Linked DNA regions of Homo sapiens: region 1 is linked to region 2. Evidence: chromatin loops called from intact Hi-C (ENCODE). Cell type or tissue: lower lobe of right lung. All regions are shown on one strand. Each heading gives the region's core, and the rest is flanking DNA. Links, peaks and the distances in the headings are about the cores only. Region 1 overlaps KIAA1671. Region 2 overlaps KIAA1671.

Evidence for each region. Hi-C counts contacts between places; a loop is a spot of excess contacts. Peaks named below come from ENCODE experiments on the same cell type or tissue, not always from the same donor. Only the 100,000 strongest peaks of a DNase experiment are listed, where the experiment ranks them.
Region 1: a loop joins it to region 2, with 5 times the contacts of the local background. A loop is called at or near these places in 43 of 110 quality-filtered maps.

What each region holds. Positions count from the first base shown.
Region 1 is chr22:24,954,653-24,960,865 of GRCh38, forward strand. The region is part of intron 1 of KIAA1671; the gene reads left to right. Among named protein-coding and RNA genes, the nearest start is that of KIAA1671, 5.0 kb to the left of the region's middle. RefSeq lists an enhancer at 3,736-4,235. In lower lobe of right lung, for the core only: no CTCF peak of the experiment used is centred there; no DNase peak of the experiment used is centred there.
Region 2 is chr22:25,024,996-25,031,208 of GRCh38, forward strand. KIAA1671 reads left to right here. Exons shown (of 13, transcript NM_001145206.2): 2 at 638-789; 3 at 2,950-4,545. The coding sequence starts at 3,005. Among named protein-coding and RNA genes, the nearest start is that of KIAA1671, 75 kb to the left of the region's middle. RefSeq lists an enhancer at 953-2,152. In lower lobe of right lung, for the core only: a CTCF peak has its summit at 3,686 (motif pointing left); DNase peaks (open chromatin) are centred at 3,422 and 3,745; H3K27ac peaks cover 2,581 bases.

The DNA of each region.
Region 1 (6,213 bases), core at 870-5,869, 70 kb before region 2:
CCTGCAGTCTAGTACTGATTCTTGATGTTGGGGATACAGTTCTCACCCTAGGTTCAGAGGCTGGAAGCTGCCCCTACCCCCACTGGAGGTCCTAGGGGCTGCTTTTTTTCGTTTGTTTTGTTTTGTTTTGTTTTATTTTGTTTTTTGAGATGGAGTCTCGCTCTGCAGCCCAGGCTAGAGTGCAATGGCGCGATCTCGGCTCACTGCGACCTCTGCCTCCCGGGTTCAAGCAATTCTCCGGCCTCAGCCTCCAGAGTGGCTGGGATTACAGATGCCCGCCACTCTGCCCGGCTAATTTTTGTATTTTTAGTAGAGATAGGGTTTCACCATGTTGGCCAGGCTGATCCCAAACTCCTAACCTTAGGTGATCCTCCTGCCTCCGCCTCCCAAAGTGCTAGGATTACAGGCATGAGCCACTGCGCCTGGCCGGGGCTGTTTTTTATTGAAGGCTGACCTTGGCAGGAGAATGAAGGAGCCAGTTGTCTGGCTCTGAGCATTTCTCCTCACCAGGCTACATCTCTGACCAACTCAGAAACAGAGCCTCACAGGGATATTTTATATGTGCATTCATTCATTTATTTATCATTTGTTCCTTCAACAAATATTTCAAGACACTGTGTCAAAGATGAGGCTAGCAGCCACATCCTTAAGGGGATACTTTATGCCCTGAAAGTCTTTGTGAACATATGCATTTGTCTGGAAGGGGAGAACTATGATCATAGGAGGAGGGGCTGATGCCTTTGGCTATAAGGAGGGATGCGGGTCAGAGAGTTTAGTTTTCTCGACAGCCAGTGGGAAGAGGTTGGTGTTATGGGCTGCAGAAATGGAATAGCTTGTGCAGAAGCCTGGAGGTAGGTGAGTGCCTAGGGTGTTGACTGGGGCCAGGCCAGCCATGCTTAGTGGTTTGGACTTTATTCCTGGAGCGTGGGGCGCTGTGGATCACAGTGGAAGGGTCTCTGCAGGTGAGGGGCAGGGTCAGATGTGTGTTTTGGGAAGCTTGCCCTGGCTGGTGTGGGGAGGCTGGATGATCGGAGGGTCATGCCAGGAGGCTGGGGGCCAGTAAGCAGGCTGCTAGAAAAATCCAGGTGAGAGGCCAGGCGCGGTGGCTCACGCCTGTAATCCCAGCACTTTGGGAGGCCAAGGCAGGACGATCACGAGGTCAGGAGATCGAGACCATCCTGGCTAACATGGTGAAACCCCATCTCTACTAAAAATACAAAAAAATTAGCCAGGCATGGGGCAGGTGCCTGTTCTCCTGGCTACTTGGGAGGCTGAGGCAGGAGAATGGCATGAACCGGGGAGGCGGAGCTTGCAGTGAAGCAAGATCATGCCACTGCACTCCAGCCTGGGCGACAGAGTGAGACTCCGTCTCAAAAAAAAAAAAAAAAAAGAAAAGAAAAAAGAAAAATCCTGGTGAGAGACCGCGGTGCGCGGTGGACTGGACGTAGAGACCAATGGTGTTGGAGGGGTGTTCACTGACAACTTTGACATTGATCAGTGTTACATTTAGAGAGCCACTCACTTTGAAGATCCCTTCCTCAAGGTGGGTGTAACAGTCTACCTGGGGTAAGGAAACCCCTCAGAGGGAGTGGTATCAGTACTGAATTCAGTTTAGCAAACCTGCTTTAGAACCCTGTGCCTGTTCAGGGGTAGGTATAAAACATGCCAGTCCTCAAGGACTTCCTGTGGGGAGACATGGGGCACATTATTCCCATTTCACTGATGCAGGCCTCTGTGGCATTGTGAGGCGTTTGCCAGGCAGCAGTGGCAAAGCAGGAATTTGAACTCCCTTCCAACTTGCAACTAGTGAATATTTGGGTTCAGGTTAAGCCGTAGAGAAGCAACAGAGGAAGGTGGGTTTCAGTTGGGTGTGGAAGGGATAAATTGAAGGAGCCTTCCCGGAGGAGGCAGATAGAAGGGAGGGAGCCAGCCAGCCGGGCGTGGTGGCTCACGCCTGTAATCCCAGCACTTTGAGAGGCCGAGGCGGATGGATCACGAGATCAGGAGATCGAGACCATCCTGGCTAACACGGTGAAACCCCGTGTCTACTAAAAATACGAAAACAAAAAATTAGCCGGGCGTGGTGGCGGGTGCCTGTAGTCCCAGCTACCTGGGAGGCTGAGGCAGGAGAATGGCGTGAACTGGCGAGGCGGAGCTTACAGTGAGCCGAGATAGTGCCACTGCACTCCAGCCTGGGCGAGAGAGCGAGACTCTGTCTCAAAAAAAAAAAAAAAAAGAAGGGAGGGAGGGAATCAGCCAGAGATAGTCCAGGGCAAACCCTGGCCCTGCCTGCTCCTGGCTGTGGCCTTGGGCATGGTTATGGTTTTGAGACTCGACTTCCCTATCTGTAAAAAGGGCTCATGATAGGATACTCCCATTCTCAAAAGGTTCTTATGTGAGTTTACTGAAGCAGTGTATGGACAGTGCTAGGCCCCGTGTCTATGCTCTGTAAGGGGTGGTATGATTATTATCACTATAGCCTGTCATCAGGATAAGTTCCAGGTGGGTGGTGCTTTGCTCAACCTGGTGTGTGCCTGTGTGTGTTGGGGGGAGAGAGGGAGTGACCCACAGGTGATACTTGAGTCTTAAAGGATGAGTAGGAGGGAGGGCTGGGACATTCCAGGCAGAAGCAACAGCACTGGCAAAGGCATAGATCGCCTGGAGAACTGCATGCCAACTGATATACCCAGAATTCAGGATGTGCTGAATGAATAAAAGTTAGACCATGGGCAGCAAAAATTCCTTTTATACCCCAGACACTCCCTGAATTTCTAAACCTGAAGGCTTTGGCAGGTTTGGGACAGAGAGGAGGGCAGGAGCATCCCTGTCCAGGAGTTCACTCTCCTTCTTCCACTCACCCATCCAGATTATAGGAGTGTGAACCTAGATAAGCCATGTCCCCCCGGGACCTCAGTTTCTTCCTCTGTAAAATGGGAGGACTGGGGAGAATGTAGGTAAAGCACATAGTGCATCAGAGCTGCGCTGTTATGCCAGAATCTGGGCTAAGCTCTTTTGTTCCTTTTTTTTTTTTTTTTTTTTTTTGAGACGGAGTTTTGCTCTTATTGCCCATGCTGGAGTGCAATGGCAGGATCTCGGCTTACTGCAGCCTCCACCTCCTGGGTTCAAGTGATTCTCCTATCTCAGCCTCCCGAGTAGCTGGGATTACAGGCATGTGCCACCACGCCTGGCTAATTTTGTTATTTTTATTAGAGACAGGGTTTCTCCATGTTGGTCAGGCTGGTCTCGAACTCTCGACCTCATGTGATCCACCCACCTCGGCCTCCCAAAGTGCTGGGATTACAGGCACCCGGCCTTTTTTTTTTTTTTTTTTTTTAATATTTTACAACAAACCCAGGTGGTGCCTGTTTTTGAGACCCTCGACTTTACAGTTCATGAAACTGAGGCTTCAAGAGGTTATTGATGTGCTGCGAGGTCACGCAGCGGGAAAGTGGAAGAGCTGGGATTTGAACCCAAAGCTGTCTGCCTCAAAGCCATGCCCTTCCCACTTGCATGGCTCCCAACACAAGGAGGGGTGCTTCTGCCTAGTCTCACTACTCAAACTGCTGCCATTTAAGAAGAAGCTAAGGCCAAGCACAGTGGCTCCTGTCTGTAATCCCAGCGCTTTGGGAGGCTGAGATGGGAGTATTGCTTGAGCCCAGGAGTTTGAGACCAGCCTGGGCAACATAGCGAGACTGTCTCTGAAAAAACAATTTAAGACCGGGTGAGGTGGCTCACGCCTGTAATCTCAGCACTTTGGGAGGCTGAGGTGGGCGGATCACCTGAGGTCAGGAGTTCGAGAGCAGCCTGGCCAACATGGTGAAACCCCGTCTCTACTAAAAATACAAAAATCAGCCAGGCGTGGTGGTGGGGCACCTGTAATCCCAGCTACTCGGGAGGCTGAGGCAGGAGAATCCCTTGAACCCCGGAGGTGGAGGGTGTGGTGACCTGAGATCATGCCATTGCAATCCAGCCTGGGTGACAGAGCAAGACTCTGTCTCTTAAAAAAAAAAAAAAAAAGGTTAAAAATTAGTCTGGCGGTCAGGCACAGTGGCTCACACCTGTAATTCCAGCACTTTCGGAGGCAGAGGCAGGTGAATCACCTGAGGTCAGGAGTTCAAGATTAGCCTAGCCAACATGGAAAAACCCTCTCTCTACTGAAAATACAAAACAAAACAAAAAAATAGCCAGGTATGGTGGCACATGCCTGTAATCCCAGCTACTTGGGAGGCTGAGGCAGCAGACTGCTTGAACCTGGGAGGTGGAGGTTGCCCTGAGCCGAGATTGTGCCACTGCACTCCAGCCTGAACGATAGAACAAAACTTCGTATCAAAAAAAAAAAAAAAAAAGAAAAGAAAAGAAAAAAAATTAGCCTGGCAGTGTGTCAGGCTGTGTCCCATCTAATTCAGAGGCTGAGACAGGAGCATTGCTTGAGCTCAGGAGTTCGATGCTGCAGTGAGCTTTGATTGCACCACTGCACTTTAGCCTGAGACAGAGTGAGTCCTTGTCTCAAATAAATAAATACATAAATACATAAAAATTTAAAAAATTAAAATTAAAAATAAAAGGAAGCTGGTCAAGCACAGTGACTCAAACCTGTAATCTCAGCACTTTGGGAGTCAGAGGTGGGCGGATCACTTGAGGGCAGGAGTTTGAGACCAGCATGGCCAACATGGTGAAACCCCATCTCTACTAAAAAAAAATAAAAATAAAATTAAAAAAAATTAGCTAGGCGTGATGGCAGTTGCCTGTAATCCCAGCTATTCAGGAGGCTGAGGCATGAGAATCACTTGAACCTGGGAGGTGGAGTTTGCAGTGAGCTAGATGGTGCCACTGCACTCCAGCCTGGGCAACAGAGTGAGACTCTGTCTCAAAAAGTAAAAATAAAAGGAAGCTAACAAACAATCGAGGCACATACACACACACACACATATATATATTTTTTCCTTCAATGCAATGAATATTTTATTGAGCATCTTATGTGGGCAAGGCACTCTATTTGTGAAAAATTCAAAAGATCACCTGCCCTTAGGAATCCTCTGGTCAACTGTACGAGAAGAAGGAAGGGGGCAAGGTGAGACAAGTAAGCAAATAATTATGGACTTGACTTCTGGGCAGAAGCTATCACAGCTACATTTGTTAATTGCTCAGTTAAGTGACCTTTGAAATGTTCTATAGCCATGTCTCCATTAAGAATATGAAATACGGCCGGGCGCGGTGGCTCACGCCTGTAATCCCAGCACTTTGGGACCCCGAGGGAGGTGGATCATTTGAGGTCAGGAGTTCGAAACCAGCCTGGCCAACATGGTGAAACCCCGTCTCTACTAAAAATACAAAAATTAGCCAGGTGTGGTGGCGCCTGTGGTCCCAGCTACTCGTGGGGCTGAGGCGGGAGGATCACTTGTACCTGGGAGGGAGATTGCAGTGAATCGAGATCATACCACTGCACTGCAGCCTGGCGACAGAGTGAGACTCCGTCTCAAATAAATAAATAAATAAATAAATAAATAAATAAATAAAATAAAACAAATAATTTCACACGTGAATTAAAAATAGATTTAGGTACTTTCCCATTTCAGAATGTGTTGATTTACCTCATTATTTTTAAAAGCTGAATAAGGCCAGCTGTGGTGGCTCGGGCCTGTAATCCCAGCACTTTAGGCGGCCGGGCGGATCACTTGAGGTCAGGGGTTCAAGACCAGCCTGGTCAACATGGTGAAACCCCATCTCTACTAAAAATACAAAAATTAGCCAGGCATGGTGGCACGCGCCTGTAATCCCAGCTACTCGGGAGGCTGAGGCAGGAGAATTGCTTGAACCCAGGGAGGCGAGTGTTGCAGTGAGCTGAGATCGCGCCACTGCACTTTAGCCTGGGTGACAGGGCAAGACTCCGTCTCAAAAAAAAAAAAAAAAAAGAAAAAACTGAATAATTTCCAGTGCATGAGGTGCTATGAGCTTATTTAACCGATCCCCTGTTGATGGACATTGAGTTGTTTTTCAGGTTCTTTTTTTTTTTTTTTTTTTTTTGCTATGACCGAGTGCCGCAGTTAACATCCCTGTTGACATGTCTTTGCACATTTGTTGTAGTAGGCTGGAGGACAGATTTCCAGGATGTGGAACTTTAGGGAGGAAGGGTGTTTAGAACGTTGAAATGACCTGCCCAATTTCCCAGCAGAGTGGCTATACCTTTCACACTCTTACCACAGCTGTGCGAGA
Region 2 (6,213 bases), core at 726-5,725:
GTTGTCCCAGAGAACAGGCATAGCATGTGCAAAGGCCCTGAGGAGGCATTTGGAGGGCTTCAAAGAGGTACAATGTCCAAATACCGCTAATGTAGCTACCAAGTGAAGCACATCACTTGGTAGCAGCTACCAAGTGAAGCACATCACTTGGTAGCAGCTACCAAGTGAGTCAGCACCTCGAATGCTCAGTAGCTACCTCCTCTAAGTCAAGTGAGTTATGCAGGACCACCAGTTCCAATTCTAGGCAATCAGTCCTATTTGCCCCCACATCCTGCATTTAAAAAGTGACATTTGTTACCCAGTTGTAATTGCTTGTGTGTGTATGTGTGTTTCTTACAGAAGACTGTGAGTTGCATGGTTGCAGGGGATGTTTCATGCTCATCTTTGTACACACCGTAGGTGCTTAATAAATGTATCAGAGAACAGGGAAGATTTTTATTGAGCACGTACTGTGGGCTCAGCACTATTTATGCACACGTACATATAAGGCTACAAAATCGAAAAGCCAAAAGGAGCATACGTTTTACAAGCTGGAGTAGATGCCAGCGGATGCATTTGGAGCTTGAAAGCTTTTGTGCCGTCTGTTCCCATACTGCCAGAACTCCGGAACTGAGGCTGTCATCCTGTGTCTCCTTAGACCTGCTGAAACTCAGCCTGCTGGGACGAGTCTTCTTTCCCCCTTCTTGTTTCTGCCATGGAAGTGTGTGGACAGCCCCATTCATGATGACATGTGACACTACTGGCTTTTCCCGGCAGTCACACCCCCTGACCCAGGGCCTGCCAGCTTGGGTAAGTGGGGCCCATGCTTGACCCAAGCTTGAGGGCTGGAGTGTCCAAGGGCATGGAGAGTGCCTGTGAGTTCTGCCAGAGAATTTTCTCTCTGTCCTTTGAATCCTGTCATTGTTCTGTGTCTCATGTCCTGGCTATTACATATGTATCCTCAATCAGGGTTTCCAGAGGTCACAGCTGCTCTCCCAAAAGGCCAATGGCCCTGATTCTGGGTGGGATTCTGGAGCCTTAGAACTCTGGTTGGGATCTTTGTGTATGGAAATTCTCCAATTCTCAGATTCTTCATATCTGTCCCTCCATTCTACCTCTAACCGTGTCTAGACAGTGTTCTCCAGTTTGGGGAGATGGAATCTGTTAGCACCATCGAGCGTGTAAGGAAGAGAAAATATCAAAATCTGTCTGCCTTTCTTTCCTGGAGGCTGCTGAGTGAGTCAGAGCCGGGGGAGCAGTGTGGGGCCCCAAGGAAGGGAAGTGGAGAGGCTTGTGTTTAACTAAAATACCTTCTACTTTTTTAGTCCATCTAGGTGGGGGCTGGCTGGGGGCAGTTTCACAGGGAAGAAAACACTGGCATGAAGAGAGCCTGGGGGATCGAGAACAGCAACTTACCTGGCACTTTTTAAGACCAGAAAGGAATAAAAAATAATTTTTAAAAAGACAGAGCTGAGGCTGGGTGTGGTGGCTCAAGCCTGTAATCTCAGCACTTTGGGAGGCTGAGGTGGGCGGATCCCCTGAGGTCAGGAGTTCGAGACCAGCCTGGCCAACATGGAGAAACCCCACCTCTACTAAAACCACAAAATTACCTGGGCGTGGTGGCACATGCCTGTAATCCCAGCTACTCCGGAAGCTGAGGCAGGAGAATGGCTTGAACCTGGGAGGCAGAAGTTGCTGTGAGCCAAGGTCGCGCCATTGCACTCCAGCCTGGGCAGCAAGAGTGAAACTTGGTCTCAAAAAAAAAAAAAGACAGAGCTAAGTGGGTGGTGGACTTGAGGTTAGGTTTCAGCTGGGTGATCGTAGGCAAGTCTGGCGACCTCTCTGGGCCCTTTCCCTTCATCTCCATGAGGGAGATAACGATCATTCCTTCATTCTTGACTTTTGGAGTTGCTGGAGGGTTAATGAGAGAGGAGGTCCCCTGCTTTGCGAAAACAGATCTCATAGCAGGGTGAACAAGAGGCTTATGCCCCAAGCTACTACAAAATGGGGTCTCCTAATTGTACCCACTAAATAGGGTTGTGAGGAGGATGAGATGTATAAAACACAAGAAGCATGTGGCATAGCTCGAGATCTCACTCATGGGAAGACCTCACTGTTGGGCGTTTCTCTTTCTATTAAGAGTATGAAGGCAGTCAGCATAATATGCGTGTTCAACAGAAAAGAACCACAAAGCAAACAAATAATGAAAGCAGGTTGAGTGAGAAAAATGAGAATGGCTTCTTTTTATGGCATCTGGAAGGGTGGGGGAGGGGAAAGAAAAGGGACAAAGGGATGATTGGGTGGGGTTGGTGCCTAGGGCATGGGTTCCAAGGTCACTAACCAGCTTTGTGCTCCCAGGCACTCCTGAGCTGCATTGCTGTGTGACCTGCAGCAGGTTACTTGCCTTCTCTGTGCTAGATGCTTAGCACACACTTGTGATTAGGATCACCTGGGATGTGGGCAGGCTCTGCAGTGGGAAAACAGGGTAACAGGAGTGAGGGAATGTGAGGACGCTCCCACTGAGGCCTATTCAGGGAGGAGCATGTGTGGTGTGAATTTGGTGTCAAACCTGGTTTTAAGTCCTGACTTCGCCTCTTGCTTCCTGGGTGACTCCAGTTACTTGGCCTCTCTGAGCTGGTTTCCTTATCTGTGTAGCAGAGATCACTGCTTTTTGCCATTAAGTGCTGGCCTCTAGATTAGCTGTCAGGGGAAAGTCCTCCAGAGTGTTGATGCCTTTTCTACACCCTTGGAGCTGGAACGAACTTCAGGGATGGGCGTTTAGTCCACTCCCCTCGTCCAGAGCTCAGAGACGGGGAGAGGCAGGCCCAAGCCTGCCGGGTGAGGTCAGCAGAGGGCTGTCGTATGGAATCTGGGGCTCAGGACTCTGTCCCATTTCTCTAAACCATTCTGCTTCAACCCAGACACTGACTGTTTTCCAAATTTACTTGTTTGTTTGTTTTGTTTGTTTAGCAATTGCTTCTCCATTCTTGAAGTTCCTAACCCCCATGAATCCACAACCATAACCATGGCCACGCGGGTCGAGGTGGGCTCCATAACGCCCTTGACGGCCGTGCCAGGCCTGGGTGAGATGGGCAAGGAGGAGACCCTGACGAGGACCTACTTCCTCCAGGCCGGCGAAGCCTCTGGGGCTCCCCCAGCCCGGATCTTGGAAGCGAAGAGCCCCCTGCGGAGCCCGGCCCGGTTACTCCCTCTGCCAAGGCTCGCCCCCAAACCCTTCTCGAAGGAGCAGGACGTGAAATCTCCTGTCCCGTCTCTGCGGCCCAGTTCGACTGGACCTTCCCCCTCTGGGGGGCTCTCTGAGGAGCCAGCAGCAAAGGATCTGGACAACAGGATGCCCGGCTTGGTGGGGCAGGAGGTGGGCAGTGGGGAGGGCCCGAGGACGAGCTCGCCCCTCTTCAACAAGGCTGTGTTCCTGCGGCCCAGCTCCAGCACCATGATTCTCTTCGAAACCACCAAAAGCGGCCCCGCTCTGGGGAAGGCGGTTAGTGAGGGGGCGGAGGAGGCCAAGCTAGGTGTGTCCGGCTCCCGGCCTGAGGTGGCTGCCAAGCCCGCCCTGCCCACCCAGAAGCCTGCGGGGACCCTTCCCCGGTCAGCTCCCCTGTCTCAGGACACAAAACCACCTGTACCCCAAGAGGAGGCAGGCCAAGACCATCCTCCCTCAAAGGCCAGCAGTGTGGAGGACACGGCACGCCCCCTTGTGGAGCCCAGGCCTCGCCTGAAGAGAAGGCCCGTGTCTGCCATTTTCACGGAGTCCATTCAGCCTCAGAAGCCAGGCCCCGGCGCAGCGGCCACAGTGGGCAAAGTGCCACCCACCCCTCCCGAGAAGACGTGGGTGAGGAAGCCCAGGCCCTTGTCCATGGACCTCACGGCCCGGTTTGAGAACAAAGAGGCCTTGCTGAGGAAGGTGGCCGATGAAGGAAGTGGACCCACAGCAGGGGATATGGCTGGGCTAGAGAGGCCCAGAGCAGCGTCCAAGCTGGACAGGGACTGTTTGGTCAAGGCGGAGGCTCCTCTTCATGATCCTGATTTGGACTTCCTGGAGGTGGCCAAGAAAATCCGTGAACGGAAGGAGAAGATGCTTTCGAAGCCGGAGATGGGCAGCCCCAGAGCCCTGGTGGGGGGCTCATCTGGGGTCACCCCCAGCAATGACCAGAGTCCCTGGGAAGAAAAGGCCAAGCTGGACCCAGAGCCAGAGAAGGCTGCTGAGTCCCCCTCACCCAGGCTGGGAAGGGGCCTAGAACTTGCTGAGGTTAAGAGCAGAGTGGCGGATGGGGAGGCCGCGGCAGGGGGAGAGTGGGCCTCCAGGAGGAGTGTCAGGAAGTGCATCAGCCTGTTTCGGGAGGACAGCACCTTGGCCTTGGCAGTGGGGTCTGAATCTCCCCTGGCCACCCCTGCGTCCCCATCGGCGGCACCAGAGCCGGAGAAAGGGGTTGTGAGCGTTCAGGAACGGATCAGAGGCTGGACTGCCGAGAGCTCAGAGGCTAAGCCCGAGGTCAGGAGGAGGACGTTCCAGGCTCGGCCGCTGTCGGCGGATTTGACCAAATTGTAAGTAGGCACATCCCACACCCCTCTCTCAGCCGCCCACCCACACACCCTGAGGAAGACGGAACCAGGCTCCATGCTGGGCACTTGTCACCCCCCCTCAGTTTACCCATAGCCCAAGAGGAGGTAGTGGCAGTGTCCATTTCTCAGATGAGAAAGGTGAGGTGCGGAGAGGCAGTGCAGCTCTCCTCTGGGTATGGCCAGCCGGGGGGCCCGGAGCCCAATTTTCATGGCTTTTCTCAGCTTCAGATGTAGTGTGTGAGTGAAGTGGGCGGTATGTGCCCATTTCATGGAGGCAGGGCAGAAGGGTGAAATACTGTGGGGAGGTGGGAGCTGGATGGCATTCCAGCTCAGCCTGTCTCCATAGCTAAGCCTTTCTTCCCTGAAGTCAGAGAGAGAACGCTTAAGATTGGGCCTAAGCCTTTATGAGTGGCCCAAAAAATAAACTCAGAGGAGTCAAGGTAACTTGGGCTAGTCAGTTGGTTAATACTGATATTCTACGTCATTTGGTTAATAATGATATTCTAAGTCAGTTCGTTAATACTGATACTCTTAAGTCAGTTGGTTAATAATGATACTCTAAGTCAGTTGGTTAATACCGATGTTGTCAATCAGTTGGTTAATACCGATGTTCTAAGTCAGCTGGTTAATACCGATGTTCTAAGTCATTTGGTTAATAATGATGTTCTAAGTCAGTTGGTTAATAATGATGTTCTAGGCCGGGCGCGGTGGCTCATGCCTGTAATCCCAGCACTTCGGGAGGCCGAGGCGGGTGGATCACAAGGTCAGGAGTTTGAGACCAGCCTGGCCAACATGGTAAAACTCTGTCTCTACTAAAAATACAAAAATTAGCCAGGCGTGGTGGCAGGCGCCTGTAGTCCCAGCTACTCAGGAGGCTGAGGCAGGAGAATCGCTTGAACTCGGGAGGCAGAGGTTGCAGTGAGCCGAGATCACACCACTCCACTCCAGCCTGGACAACAGAGCAAGACTCCGTCTCAAAAAAAAAACACCAAAAAACAAAAACAAAAAAGATATTCTTAGTCATTTGGTTAATACTGATGTTCTAAGTCAGTTGGTTAATACTGATGTTCTAAGTTAGTTAATAATGATATTCTAAGTCAGATGGCTAATAATGATATTCTAAGTCGGTTGGTTAATAATGATATTCTAAACTTGGCCCACTTCCGACATCTCTTCTTTGTTTTCCCACAAGTGGCCACAACAGAGAGATGCCACTCGGCATGATCGACTGGCTCTTAATGGCATGCATGCCACTGACATACTTTGTCCAGGGTGGAGCTTGCAAAGGCAGGATCTCTGGGCAGACTGCCCTCCCGGCCCTGGGAACCAGGACAGCCAGCCAAGCCAAAGCTAGACCACTGGCCCTCAGTACTTTAGAATAACCGGAAAAAATACCAGTGCCTGGGCCCCACCCCTAGAGATTCCGATTCACTTGGTCTGGGGAGGGTGTTCTATTTTGGTAGTTTTTATTTTATTTTTTATTTTTATTTATTTATTTATTTTTGTGACCCAGGCTGGAGTGCAGTGTTGCAATCTCGGCCCACTGCAACCTCCACCTCCCGGGTTCAAGTGATTCTCCTGCCTCAGCCTCCGCAGTAGCTGGGATTACAGGCACGCGCCACCACACCCAGCTAATTTTTTTTTTTTTTT